Regions from separate parts of the Homo sapiens genome. Here region 1 is linked to region 2. A link is a contact called in ENCODE Hi-C or POLR2A ChIA-PET data. All regions are on one chromosome and are shown on one strand. Each heading gives the region's core, a stretch centred on a gene start or an enhancer-like site at or near the end of the contact. The rest is flanking DNA. Distances are from core to core; before and after follow the strand shown. Region 1 overlaps ARHGEF18 (Rho/Rac guanine nucleotide exchange factor 18). Region 2 overlaps INSR (insulin receptor).

What was found. A loop is a pair of places that touch in the nucleus more often than their neighbours do. ChIA-PET counts read pairs that join two places held with the same protein, here RNA polymerase II (POLR2A). Pooled maps may share reads with other maps.
Region 1: a loop to region 2 is called in a pooled map, with 2.6 times the contacts of the local background. The contact joins two enhancer-like sites. A Hi-C loop is called at or near these places in 2 of 50 pooled maps. POLR2A ChIA-PET finds 5 or more read pairs at or near these places in 4 of 52 experiments (GM12878, H1, HEK293 and 1 more).

What each region holds. Positions count from the first base shown.
Region 1 is chr19:7,383,424-7,390,076 of GRCh38, forward strand. All of the region lies in intron 10 of ARHGEF18 (Rho/Rac guanine nucleotide exchange factor 18), which reads left to right. It overlaps ARHGEF18-AS1 (ARHGEF18 antisense RNA 1), which reads right to left. Exons shown (of 2, transcript NR_186326.1): 2 at 4,717-6,653. Among named protein-coding and RNA genes, the nearest start is that of ARHGEF18-AS1, 8.3 kb to the right of the region's middle. RefSeq lists enhancers at 1-40, 4,111-4,270. Within about 2 kb of position 4,213, at least 2 of the 41 ENCODE cell types and tissues checked have a DNase peak (open chromatin) inside an H3K27ac peak, as active enhancers do; they include GM12878, where a contact is called at or near this core.
Region 2 is chr19:7,209,857-7,216,085 of GRCh38, forward strand. The region is part of intron 2 of INSR (insulin receptor); the gene reads right to left. Among named protein-coding and RNA genes, the nearest start is that of INSR, 81 kb to the right of the region's middle. RefSeq lists enhancers at 2,710-3,256, 3,257-3,802. Within about 2 kb of position 4,520, at least 2 of the 41 ENCODE cell types and tissues checked have a DNase peak (open chromatin) inside an H3K27ac peak, as active enhancers do; they include GM12878, where a contact is called at or near this core.

The sequences.
Region 1 (6,653 bases), core at 2,963-5,462, 170 kb after region 2:
GCGATTGTGGGAATCCTCCTGCAGCATCTGGACTTGAGCCGTGTATGAGTTTGCTAGGGCTGTCATGACAAAGTACCATGCACCAGGTGGCTTAACCATCAGAGATATATTCCCTTGCACTTCTGGGGGCTTAAAGTCTGAGATCAAGGGCTAAGCTTCATATGAAGGTGCCAGGAAATGATCCATTCCAGGCGTCTCTCCTGGCTTCATCCCTTAGCCTCACATGGCCCTGTCTGTGTCCCAGTTTCCCCTTTCTATAAGGATACCAGCCATATTGGATTAGGGGCCCACCACACTCCAGTGTGGCCTCAGCTTAGCTTATTTACATCCATGAAGACTCTATTTTCAAATAAGGTCGCATCCTAAAGGACAGAAGTGGGGGAGTAGGATTGCAACACATGAATTTGATGGGTGGGGGGAGGGGCATACAATTTTATCCATAGCAGGTCGTTTTCTGCTTCCTGGGGCACTTGGTGGTTGTGGGGTGGTGAGGGAAAGAGTCTCTACTCGAGAAAAAGTACCAGATTCAAGAGACTCCCAGAAAGAGATGGCTCTGGTCATTGCCGGGATTTAGAACTTTGTCTTTTTGCAAATAAGCTCCACGTTGGAGGGAATGAAGAGGAGGAGGTGGTGGCAACTGCGTGTTAGAAAAGATGCGTGCGCCGTTTGTAACCGAATCCAAACTGCAGTCTGTGGCTGGCAGAACTCAGGCTAGTTCACAGTTTCTGGGCCTTAGCACTGTCAACATTTGGGGCCAGGTGATTCTTTGTTCTAAGGGGCTATCCTGTGCATTGTAGGATATTTAGTAGCATCCCTGGCCTTCACCCTCTAAATGCTGGTAGTAACCACCTCCTGCCTCCAGTTGCAACAATCAAAAATGTCTCCAGACATGGCCAAAAGTCTCCTGGGGGGCAGAATTTCCTCCAGACAGGAATCAATGGGTGAATGAGATGGGCAAACAGATCCTAGATGGGCTTAGACCCTGCAGTGAGAGAACATCTCCACCCCCGGGGCAAGTGCCTCTGAGCAACGTGCCTTGCAGGTTTTGCATTTGTTGGCTTTACCTGCTTCAGGCGTGGGAATTTTCCTTCTTTCTCATTTTCCTCTCTTTCTGCAGTGCCATTGCTGGCCATGGGGCTGGGGGTGGCTGTTGGTGGCTAGTGGTGTCAACGATGTTCCTCTTTGAGCTCCCTCTGTTAGGCAATCCCCATCCAGCTCTGTGACCCATGAGCTGTCCTCAGCAGAGGCTGGCATGAGCTTTTTGCAAAATTTTTTTTTTTTTTTTTGCGACAGGGTCTCACTCTGTTGCCCAGGCTGGAGTGCAATGGTGTGATCTCAGCATACTGTAGCCTCTTTCTCCTGGGCTCAAGCAATCCTCCCACCTCCTCCTCCCGAGTAGCTGGGTCTACAGGTGTGCACCACCATGCTTGGCTAAGTTATTAACTTATTTTTGTAGAGACAAGGTCTCACTATATTGCCCAGGCTGCTTTCAAACTCCTGGACTCAAGCGATCCTCCCGCCTCAGCCTCCCAAAGTGCTGGAATTATAGGTGTGAGCCACCTCACCCAGCCTTTGCCAAATCTTCAGTGCACCAACAAAGTCAGTGTGTTGAAGTCCTTAATTTGGGACAGCAGGTGACTCCCTCTTTTCCCTGGCACCTTGTTCTCTTCTGCAGGGGATGAGCTGTGCTCAGTCTATCTTAGGCATCAGATGCAAGGGGCAGATAGAAGGTTGGAAGTTGGAAGAGTAAAGCCAGAGGTCTAGAACCAAGACTGCACAGAGCAGGCGCTGGGAGCCTGCCCTCGGATACCCTTCCTTGAACAGCTCCAGGCTGAGCTGAACCATGCACTTCCTTCTGTGATTGCTGGTTCCTTATCATTCTCCATTTGTTTCTGTTCCTGCTTTTGCTTTGCTTCTCAGAAAAATCCTGAGGTCTTTAAACTCTGATTTGGGGTCACCCAAGGTCTTGTATGTCCATGTGGCCCACTGACTTAGAGCGTCGCCGTCATCTGGGAACTTCATTATTATTATTATTATTATTATTATTATTATTATTATTATTATTATTTTGAGACGGAGTCCCACTCTGTCACCCAGGCTGGAGTGCAGTGGCACGATCATAGCTCACTGCAACTCTCACCTCCCAGGTTCAAGCGATTCTCCTGCCCCAGCCTCCCGAGTAGCGGGGATTACAGGTGCCCACCACCACGCCCAGCTAATTTTTGTATTTTTAGTAGAAACAGGGTTTCACCATGTTGGCCAGGCTGGTCTTAAACTCCTGACCTCAAGTGATTTGCCTGCCTTGGCCTCCCAAAGTGCTGGGATTACAGGCGTGAGCCACCGCGCCTGGCCTGTCACCTGGGAACTTTTTCAAAATTTCTATTTTAGAGATAGGATCTATCTCTCTCTATCTCTCTCTCTCTCTCTCTCTCTCTCTCTCTCTCTCTCCCCCCTCCCTCTCTCCCTCCCTCCCTCTCTCTCTCCCTCTCTCCCTCTCTCTCTCTCTCTCTCTCCCCCTCTCCCTCTCTCTCTCTCCCTCCCCCTCTCTCCCTCTCTCCCTCTCTCTCTCTCTCCCTCTCTCTTTCTCTCTCTCTCCCTCTCCCTCTCTCCCTCTCTCTCTCTCCTCCCCGCCACCCCCGGGGCTGGAGTGCAGTGGTGTGATCATAACTCACTGCAGCCTTGAAATCCTCGGCTTAAGGAATCCTCCCACCTCAGCCTCACAAATACCTGGGACCACATGCATATATAACCACACCCTGCTCATTTTTAACATTTTCGTTTGTTTGTAGAGACGGGCTCTTGCTATGTTGCAAAAAAAAAAAAAAAAAGACAAAGGAAAAACATGAAGTTAGAAAAGGAGACAGAGTGATTACAGAGTTTGTCAACCTCAGCACTACTGACATTTGGGGCTGTGGTGTGGGGCCGCCCTGTGCCTGGGAGGAGGTTGAAAAGCATCCATCGTCTTCACCCACTTGGTGGCAGGAGCGCCTCTAGCTATGATGACCAAGTTGCCACGTGTCCTCTAGTGGCAGGGTAGGAATGCAGTCACCCCCAGGTGAGGACCACGGCTCTCCCTCAAGTGTCCAGGGATAGCCTCTCCGAATTGGTGACATTGGAATCCAGATGTGGAGGAGGTGGGAAAAGGGCCCTGTGGATAGGTAGGGAAGAGTATTCCAGGTCGTAGGTGGAAAGGTCCCAGGGCAGGAATGTGCCCCGGGCAGCAGAAAGGCCAGTGTGCTTGAAGTGGAGGTAGAAGAGGTCTGTCGGAACCTGTTGCAGGTCACACAAATGTGCATGCCTGCCCCCATCTGAGCCATTGCTCAGAGGACCCTGTCACTTGTCACTCGATAGCTGAGCTTGCTGTCTGCAAATCCCACCTCCACCTAGACTCCTATCAGGGCAGACAGGCTTCAGTGGCCCCTGTGTGAGCCTGGAAGTTCCCATTGCTGCTTCGGATCCCTTCTCCACTCTGGGCGCTGCAAAGACAGTTCCTGCCTTCCAGCTGGGGATTTGGGCGGGACAGCGTCCAGCACCTCCTTATGAGCTTTCAGTCCCCCTGAAGTTGTATGCCACATCTGCTGTGTCCCTGCGTTTTTCTGGAGGAGCAGAGCAGCTAGGGTTTTCATCAGATCTCCAACCAGAACATGCGACCTTGGAAAAGTTCGGCAACAATTTTCTAAGCCAGGGACTGGCAAACTGCAGTCCATCACCTGTTTTTGTTGTTGTTGTTGTTTGTTTGTTTGTTTTGAGATGGAGTCTCACTCTGTTGCCCAGGCTGGAGTACGGTGGCGCGATCTCAGCTCACTGCAAGCTCTGCCTTCCTGGTTCATGCCATTCTCCTGCCTCAGCCTTCCAAGTAGCTGGGACTACAGGTGCCCGCCACCATGCCCGGCTAATTTTTTGTATTTTTAGTAGAGACGGGGTTTCACCGTGTTAACCAGGATAATCTCGATCTCCTGACCTCGTGATCTGCCCGTCTCGGTCTCCCAAAGTGCTGGGATTATAGGCGTGAGCCACCGCGCCCAGCGCTGTTTTTTGTTTTTTGAGTTTTTTTGTTTGTTTGCATACGCTGAAAGCTAAGAATGGGGTGGGTTTTTTACATTTGTAAATGGTTGAAAACAAATATTTGGTGACACACAACCATTCTATGAAATTTGCATTTTACAGTCTGCAAATAAGGTTTTGTGGCAGGACAGCTCGCCTGTTCATTTATGTATCACCTTCGGTGGTTCCCAAGCTACATCTTTGCTTTTGGTTTTGTTCTGAGACAGAATCTCGCTCTGTCGCCCACGCCAGAGTGCAGTGGCGTGATGTCGGCTCACTGGAGACTCCGCCTCCCAGGTTCAAGCGATTCTCACGCCTCAGCCTCCCGAGTGGCTGGGATTACAGGTACCTGCCACCATGCCTGGCTAATTTTTTTTAGTAGAGACGGGGTTTCACCATGTTAGCCAGGCTGGTCTCAAACTCCTGACCTCAAGTGATACACCCACCTCAGCCTCCCAAAGTGCTGAGATTATAGGCATGAGCCACCGTGTCTGGCTCAAGCTACATTTCTGGTTGGCAGAGTTGAGTTTGCAGCATTACAAAGCAAGTTTGCCAACCCCTGAACGAGGTTATCTGGTAGCAAGCAAGGTGAGTGGCTTATCATGTCCTGCAAATCAATAAACCCCTTACAAAAAAATGACCTTGAGCAATGAGAGTTCCAACAGCGTCTAATTTCCTGAATGTCACTTTATAATCACAGAAAACTTTGCACAAATAATAACAATGGTTAGCATTACCGTATGGAGCACTTACACTATCCCAAGCACTGTAAGTGCTTTATTTTGTTTTTATTTAGATTTTTTAAAAATAGAGACAAGGTCTTGCTATGTTGTCCAGGCTGGTCTCGAACTCCTGGCCTCAGGTGATCCTCCCACCTATGCCTCCCAAAGTGCTGGGATTACTGGTATGAACTACTGAGCCCGGTCTGTAAGTGCTCTAAACCGATTTCCTCATTCAGCTTTGTAACTCTGTAGACACTAGCACTTTCTCTCTTTCACAGATGAGGAAACTGAGGCCCAGAGAAGTTAAGTTTTTGCTCAAGTCAGGGTTTGAACTCACAGCCTGAGCCCCCGATCACCAATCCATTGGCATATGATGCCCTTTTATTTTTATTTTTATTTATTTATTTTCAGATGGAGTTTTGCTCTGTCACCCAGGCTGGAGAGCAGTTGGCACCATCCCAGCTCACTGCAACCTCCGCCTCCCAGGTTCAAGCCATTCTCCTGCCTCAGCCTCCTGAGTAGCTGGGATTGCAGGCATGCGCCACCACGCCTGGCTAATTTTTGTATTTTTAGTAGAGATGGGGTTTCACCATGTTGGCCAGGCTGGTCTCAAACTCCTGACCTCAGGTGATCCACCCCCCTCAGCCTTCCAAAATGCTAGGATTACAGGCATGAGCCACCGCGCCTGGCCTGCCCTTTGATTTTTAAAAAATATACTTTTAATTTTATATTTACAGGAAAGTACAAAGAAAGCAGAGAGAGTCCCTTTAAGCCCTCCTTCCCAGCTTCTCCTCATGTTATTTTTAATTTTTTTGAGACAGAGTCTCACTCTGTTGCCCAGGCTGGAGTGCGGTGGCACGATCACAGCTTACTGCAGCCTCGACTTCTTGGGCTCAAGAGATCCTCCCACTTCAGCCTCCCGAGTAGCAGGGACTACAGTCTCGTAGCACCACACCAGGCTAATTTTTTTTTTTTTTTTGAGACAGAGTCTCGCTCTGTTGCCCAGGCTGGGGTGCAGTGGCGTGATCTTGGTTCACTACAACCTCTGCCTCCTGGGCTCAAGCAATCCTCCCACCCTAGCCTCCCAAGTAGCTGGGACTAGAAGTGCATGCCATCATACCAGGATAATTTTTTTTTTTTTTTTTTTTTTTGTAGAAACAGGGTTTTGTCACATTGCCCAAGTTGGTCTTGAACTCCTGGGCTCAAGCGATCCACCCACCTCAGCCTCCCAAAGTGCTGGGATTACAGGTGTGAGCCACTGCATCCACCCTACATTTTCTTCCTTCCTTCCTTCCTTCTTCCTTCCTCCCTTCCTTCCTTCCTTCCTTTCTTTCTTTCTTATTTACTTATTTTTTTTTTTTTGAGATGGAGTCTTGCTGTGTCACCCAGGCTGGAGTGCAGTGGCACAATCTTGGCTCACTGCAACCTCCACCTCCTGGGTTCAAGCTACTCTCCTGTCTCAGCCTCCCGAGTAGCTGGGATTACAGGCGTATGCCACCATGCCTGGCTAATTTTTTGTATTTTTAGTAGAGACAGGGTTTCGCCGTGTTGGCCAGGCTGGTCTCGAACTCCTGGCCTCAAGCGATCCGCCCACGAGTCGTGACATCCAGCCCACTCTCAGGGTGGTGGGAATTAAGCTCTTTCTCCTGGAGACATCATTTGATTTTGATTTGCAGGACAACCCTTTGAGGTCAAGAAAGATTTGAGTTTGTGTGAAAGAAATGATGTGGGGCCGGGCGCGGAAGCTCACTCCTGTAATCTCAGCGCTTTGGGAGGCTGAGGCAGGAGGATCCCTTGAGTTCAGGAGTCTGGGCAATATAGTGAGACCCTCGTCTCTACAAAAAAAATGTTTAAAAGTTAGCCAGGTGTGGTGGCACTCGCCTATAA
Region 2 (6,229 bases), core at 3,270-5,769:
TGTCGTGGGTGTCTTAGCAATCAAGGATAGCACCTCCAGAACAAAAACGCTGTGAAAGTCAAAGAGAAGTTCTGTTTATACTAACAAAGGGCTGGAAATGTCTATTGGTTGTGGGTTGAATAAGTAAATTCCAAATGAACGTGACCACAGAAGAAACAGAGATTCAAAATGACCCCCAAGAAGTATTACTAAGGGAGAACGCCAAGAGCCAGGCGCAGTGGCTCACACCCGTAATCTCAGCACTTTAGGAGGCCGAGGCGGGTGGATCACCTGAGGTCAGGAGTTTGAGACCAGCCTGATCAACATGGGAAAACCCCATCTCTACTAAAAATACAAAAATTAGTCAGGTGTGGTGGTGTGTGACTGTAATCCCAGTTGCTCGGGAAGCTGAGGCAGGAGAATCGCTTGAACCCAGGAGGTGGAGGTTGCAGTGAGCCGAGATTGAGCCATTGCACTGCAGCCTGGTCAACAGAGACTCTGTCTCAAAAAAAAAAAAAAAAAAGTAAACAAGAGTGTCTCCTCTCCATAAACAAATTAACAGGAGAAACTCAGCCCCACTAAAACACACACAAATTTAGGAAATTGACAAAAACCTAAGAGCTGAGAAAATATGGGTTCTGGAGTCTCAGTGTTTGGCATCAAGTCATGGCTCCACTTTCTCCTCGCTGTGCGACTCCTGGAGGGGAACCTAGTGTGCCTGGTCCTCAGTTTCCCTGTCTGTAGAATGGGCTGGGAAAAACTATGCAGATTCTTGGAACCAGGGTGACACAAGCAAGGCACTGGCCTCTGGCATAAAAGTTAAGGCGTGCCAAAACCGTCTTCAAGATAAGTTATATATATAAATATATATGTATATATGGAGAGAGAGAGACAGAGACAGAGAGACAGAGAGAGACAGAGTCTTACTCTGTGGCCCAGGCTGGAGTGCAGTGGTACAGTCTCAGCTCACTGCAGCCTCTGCCTCGCGGTTTCAAGCAATTCTCCTGCCTCTGCCTCCCAAGTAGCTGGGATTACAGCCACCCACCACCATGCCCAGCTAATTATTATATTTTTAGTAGAGACAGGGTTTCACCATGTTGGCGAGGCTGGTCTCTAACTCCTGACCTCAAGTGATCCGTCCTCCCAAAGTACTGGGATTACAGGTGTTGATCAAACTGTTCTTGATACAATCAGGTAATTCCAGAAAAATTGTCCCCTTGGGGCCTGCTTGTTAGTTGGCTGGTTTGTTTGAAAGAGGATCTCGCTCAGCTGCATGGGCTGGAGTGCAGTAGCAAGTCACAGCTCACTGCAGCCTCGACTTCCTGGGCTTAAGCGATTCTCCCACCTCAGCCTCCCATGTAGCTGCGACTACAGGTGCATGTCACCATGCCCAGCTAATTTTTATATTTGTAGTAGAAATAGGCTCTTTCTGTATTGCCCAGGCTGGTTTTGAACTCCTGGCCTCGAGAATTCCTCCCACCTTGGCCTCTCTAAGCACCAAGATGACAGGTGCGAGGGAGGCACTGCGCTGTCTTATTTAGCAATAAGCTACATTCCATTTTCAGGAGGTGACGCTGTCATCCCACTGCCAGTACAATCCAGGTAAGGATTTCACTCCATCCTCTGTGTTTTCCAAAGGAGCCGGTATTTGAAAAGGACGTGCATTCCACCAAGCATTCTTAACGACCTGGGCCTTTGGGGTCAGGTAAGTTCCAGATTTTATTATTAGTAACAAATTAAATTGACTAACAACAAAAGAAAAGTGCACCATCAATGACCCCTCAGGAACCAAAACATGCACAATCCCATTGACACAGGGACAGAGTAAACTGCTCAACAGCTGACTCTACTCCCACAGACTGAAAGCTGCAGGGTCAGGGCCGGCAGCCGCGGAGAAGGAAGCTGTCCCCGTCAACACGGTCTGGAACAATCCACAACGCTTATCAGGGGAGATACCACAGGCAAGAGGGAACGAAAACACTTCTTCTGCCAAATAGAGCTTTGGAGGGAATATCGGTTTGTCTGGGGCAGGACTGGGTCACGGGCTACACGCCTTCTCCTTGTATTCTCACGAATTCAACACCTGGTAATGCCGGGGCCGTTTCCCAAGTCACAGACTCAGACTCTGGGGTGGATAATTCCCCCATCACTGTTATCTTAAAGTAGGGTTTCTCAGCCTCAGGACTGGTGGTATTCAGAGTCGGATCTTCATCTGGGGAGGGGCCGTCTTGTACATTGCAGGGTGCTGAGCAGTATCCCTGGCCTCCACCCACTCCATGTCAGGAGCATCTCCCCCCACCCCGACGTGTGACAACCACAGATGTCCCCAGAAATATCCAGACCCACCCTAGGGTGAGAACCACTTGGTGAGCGAGACTCTTGCCAGAGCCAGAGGGAAATCATCAAAGCCGATGGGGCTGAAATGGTTAAGTTGGTCCATCTGTCTGTCTGTTCATCAGGCCCTGATTTATAGCTTTGGGGGCTCCAGCACCCCATTCCCCTGGCTTCCCCACAGTCACACTGCCATTCCCCATCATCCCCGGGACCCAAGCCCTGCGATTCCCGCTCAGCTCCCACCTAGCAGACACATGTTGAATCGAATGCCCATTCATCTGTCCAAGATTTGCTGAGGGTCTGCCATGTTTTGGAGGCGCTTCAATAGCGACAAGACATCGTGGACCTTGACCTCATGGTGCTTCCAGTCTAGCAGGCAGGCAGGCAGAATCAGAGAGAAAATTTTTCTTTAAATTTATTTTTGGGTTTTTTTGAGATGGAGTTTCACTCTTGTTGCCCAGGCTGGAGTGCAATGGCATGATCTCGGCTCACTGCAAGCTCTACCTCCCGGGTTCAAGCGATTCTCCTGCCTCAGCCTCCCAAGTAGTTGGGACTACAGGCACCCACCCCCACGTCCTGCTAATTTTTTGTATTTTTAGTAAAGACGGGGCTTCACCATGTTGGCCAGGCTGGTCTCGAACTCCTGACCTCAGGTGATCCACCAACCTCAGCCTCCCAAAGTGCTGGGATTACAGGTGTGAGCTACTGTGTCCAGCCAGAGAGAAAGTTCCATCTGCTTCTGTACCACCCTCTAGCAGCCCTCTCCAGCCCCGCCCCCTCAGTGAATTCCTACAGCACACAAGGATCCCAGGCCAGCAATTAGAGTCCTTTTTCAGCTCTGTTTAAAATGTGAGGCTTAGAATAACAGTGAAGATGCTTTAAACCACTACAGGGGGCCGGGCGCGGTGGCTCACGCCTGTAATCCCAGCACTTTGGGAGGCCGAAGTGGGCGGATCACGAGGTCAGGAGATCGAGACCATCCTGGCTAACACGGTGAAACCCTGTCTCTACTAAAAATACAAAAATTAGCTGGGCGTGGTGGAGCACGTCTGTAGTCCCAGCTACTTGGCAGGCTGAGGCAGGAGAATCGCTTGAACCCGGGAGGCGGAGGTTGCAGTGAGCCAAGATCGCACCATTGCACTCCAGCCTGGGCTACAGAGCGACTCCATCTCAAAAAAAAAAAAAAAAAACAAACAAAAAACCCTACAGGGCACTGCAGGAACCCACCCTCCATAAAGTATGCAAAGAATTATTATGCAGCATTCACTTCCCCTTTGCTTCTCTCCCCCAAGGAATGCTCAAGATAAATTCTCTCTTGCAGGTCCTTTATTTATCAAGCCAAACAGCATCTCAGAGGGATAATTTATGCAACAAAGGTTGCAAATCATTTGCACATCTTCAAAGTATTATTGTCCATAGCCCAGTGCATGAGCGCCTCTAATTGTCTACAAAGAAAAGCAACACCTTCAACAACTCACGTCCAGCAGAGAAAGACTTCAGACAGGAAAAGTCAAATCACAAGTTAAAAAGTCAGAACTGGCTGGGCACAGTGGCTCACGCCTGTCATCCCAGCCCTTTGGGAGGCTGAGGCTGGTGAGTCACGAAGTCAGGAGTTCGAGACCAGCCTGACCAACATGGTGAAACCCCATCTCTAGTAAAGATACAAAAAATTAGCCAGGCGTGGTGGTGCACGCCTGCAATCTCAGCTACGCGGGAGGGCTGAGGCAGGAGAATCGCTTGAACCCGGGAGGCAGAGGTTTCAGTGAGCAGAGATTGTGCCATTGCACTCCAGGCTAGGTGACAGGGCAAGACTTTGTCTCAAAAAAAAAAAGGAAATGGGATACAGACACTTTAACTTCCCAAAACCCAGACAGGTTGGCTGTTAGCAACCTGGGCGAGAAGTCTATGAACCAGCTTCACAATAAATGCCTTTTAAGGATGGCTATGTGATGAAGGTGTTTTCTCTTTGTGATTAAACGCCTTACTCATCTGAAGGGGGAAATTCCATTTAAGAAGTGAACCAGGTATGAGAAGAGACATTTTCCCCAGAGGGAGGCAATGACCTCTTTCCTCCCTGGGGCTCGGAACTTGTTTCTTCACACGTCCTCCCAGAACTCTAGTTCTTATTCCCCCCTGTGCTGGCCCTCCATAAACATTTGCTGAACAAATAAACCCATGATGGAAGGCAAGAGAAACTTCAAGACAAGACGGCTAGGCCGCCGACTGCCTAACTGGAGGGAACCAGATGTTAGCATTAAAGTTAAAAGTTAAAAGCCTTCCCAAGGTCACCAAGCGAGGTCTCTCTAACCTGGCCTGAGGTCCTCATTCTTCTCTACCCTGTTTACCCAGGATGGAAAAATGACATTCTCTGCTGGTGGGCTGGTTGTCCACGTGAGAGATTTCAACACAGCGTTTGGAGGTTTTAAACCTCTATCATCGCTGCAGCCCAAGGAACAAAATCAGGGGCCAGGTATGCATTAGGGGATTTGCAAATGCTGTCTTATTTCATCCACTCAATGACCATAGAGGAAGATATGATGATGACTTATCCCTCTTTTTATAGATGAGGAAACAGAGATGTTCAGTAGTTCCAAAGTTCCTTCCCTTCCCTTTTTTTCTTCCCTCCCTCCCTCCTCCCTCCCCTCCCTCCCTTTCCTTCCTTCCCTCCCTCCTTCCTTCCTTCTTCCCTCCGTCCCCACCTCCTTCCTTCCTTCCTTGTTCCCTCCCTTTTTTTTCCTTCCTTCCTTCCCCTCTCCCTCCCTCCTTTCTTCCTTCCTTCTTCCCTGTCTTCCCAGCTTCTTTCTTTCTTCAGGGTCTGCTTCTGTTGCCCAGGCTGGAGTGCAGTGGTGCAATCATAGCTCACTACAGCCTCGACCCCTGGGCTCAATGGATCTTCCTGCCTCAGCCTCCCGAGTAGCTGGGGCTACAGGCACACGCCACTGTGCCTGGCTAAATTTTTATTTTTTGTAGACAAAGGTCATACAGCAAAGAAGTGGAAGAACTAGGATTCGAACCCAGGACCATGGGCTCTGAGTCTGTGCTTGTTCATGGAAGCACCAGCCAGTTCAGACACTCCCAGGCCTTGCCCAGATGGTCAAATGCTTCAAACAAGGACACCAGGGAAGGTCACTGTTCCTCGTATTTATGCCCCTTGTGTCACTGTCTATATCTGGGGTTAAGAATCACTCCAAAAACACCACAATGATCTCCCAGACTCTCAATTCCAGCAGAGCAGACAGCCGTCCCCACCACCACCCCCTCCACCCACTCAGTCCTCTCTCGGTTCCACTTCAGGATGACTCGAAAGACAGAAAAAGACTCAAAGCAAAATGCCTAAAGCTTGGAAACGCCAGCAGCCCCTGAAAACTACCGAGCTTCCTTTTCCTGTATTTATTTATTTATTTATTTATTTTTTTGAGATGGAGTCTTGCTCTGTCACCCAGGCTGGAGTGCAGTGGCATGATCTTGGCTCACTGCAACCTTCGCCTCCCGGGTTCAAGTGATTCTCCTGCCTCAGTCTCCCGAGTAGCTTGAATTACAGGCGCATGCCACCACGCCTGGCTAATTTTTGTAATTTTTAGTAGAGACAGGGTTTTACCATGTTGGCCTGGCTGGTCTCAAACTCCTGACCTCAGGTGATCCACTCACCTTGGCCTCCCAAAGTGCTGGGATTACAGGCGTGAGCCACCACACCCAACCCTGAGTCTCCTTTTCTGATAACATCCTTCATTTCTGCTTCCTTCTGCTTCCTTCTCTGAACATATTCGAATCACAAAGCCCCAGCTCTGTTGGGAAATTCCGACGGGAATTGAAACAGGTTCCTAATCTCATGGTCTCACCTGAGGGAAAAGTGGCTAAGAAGATGGAAGCAGGCTGGGCACGGTGGCTCACGCCTATAATCCCAGCACTTTGGGAG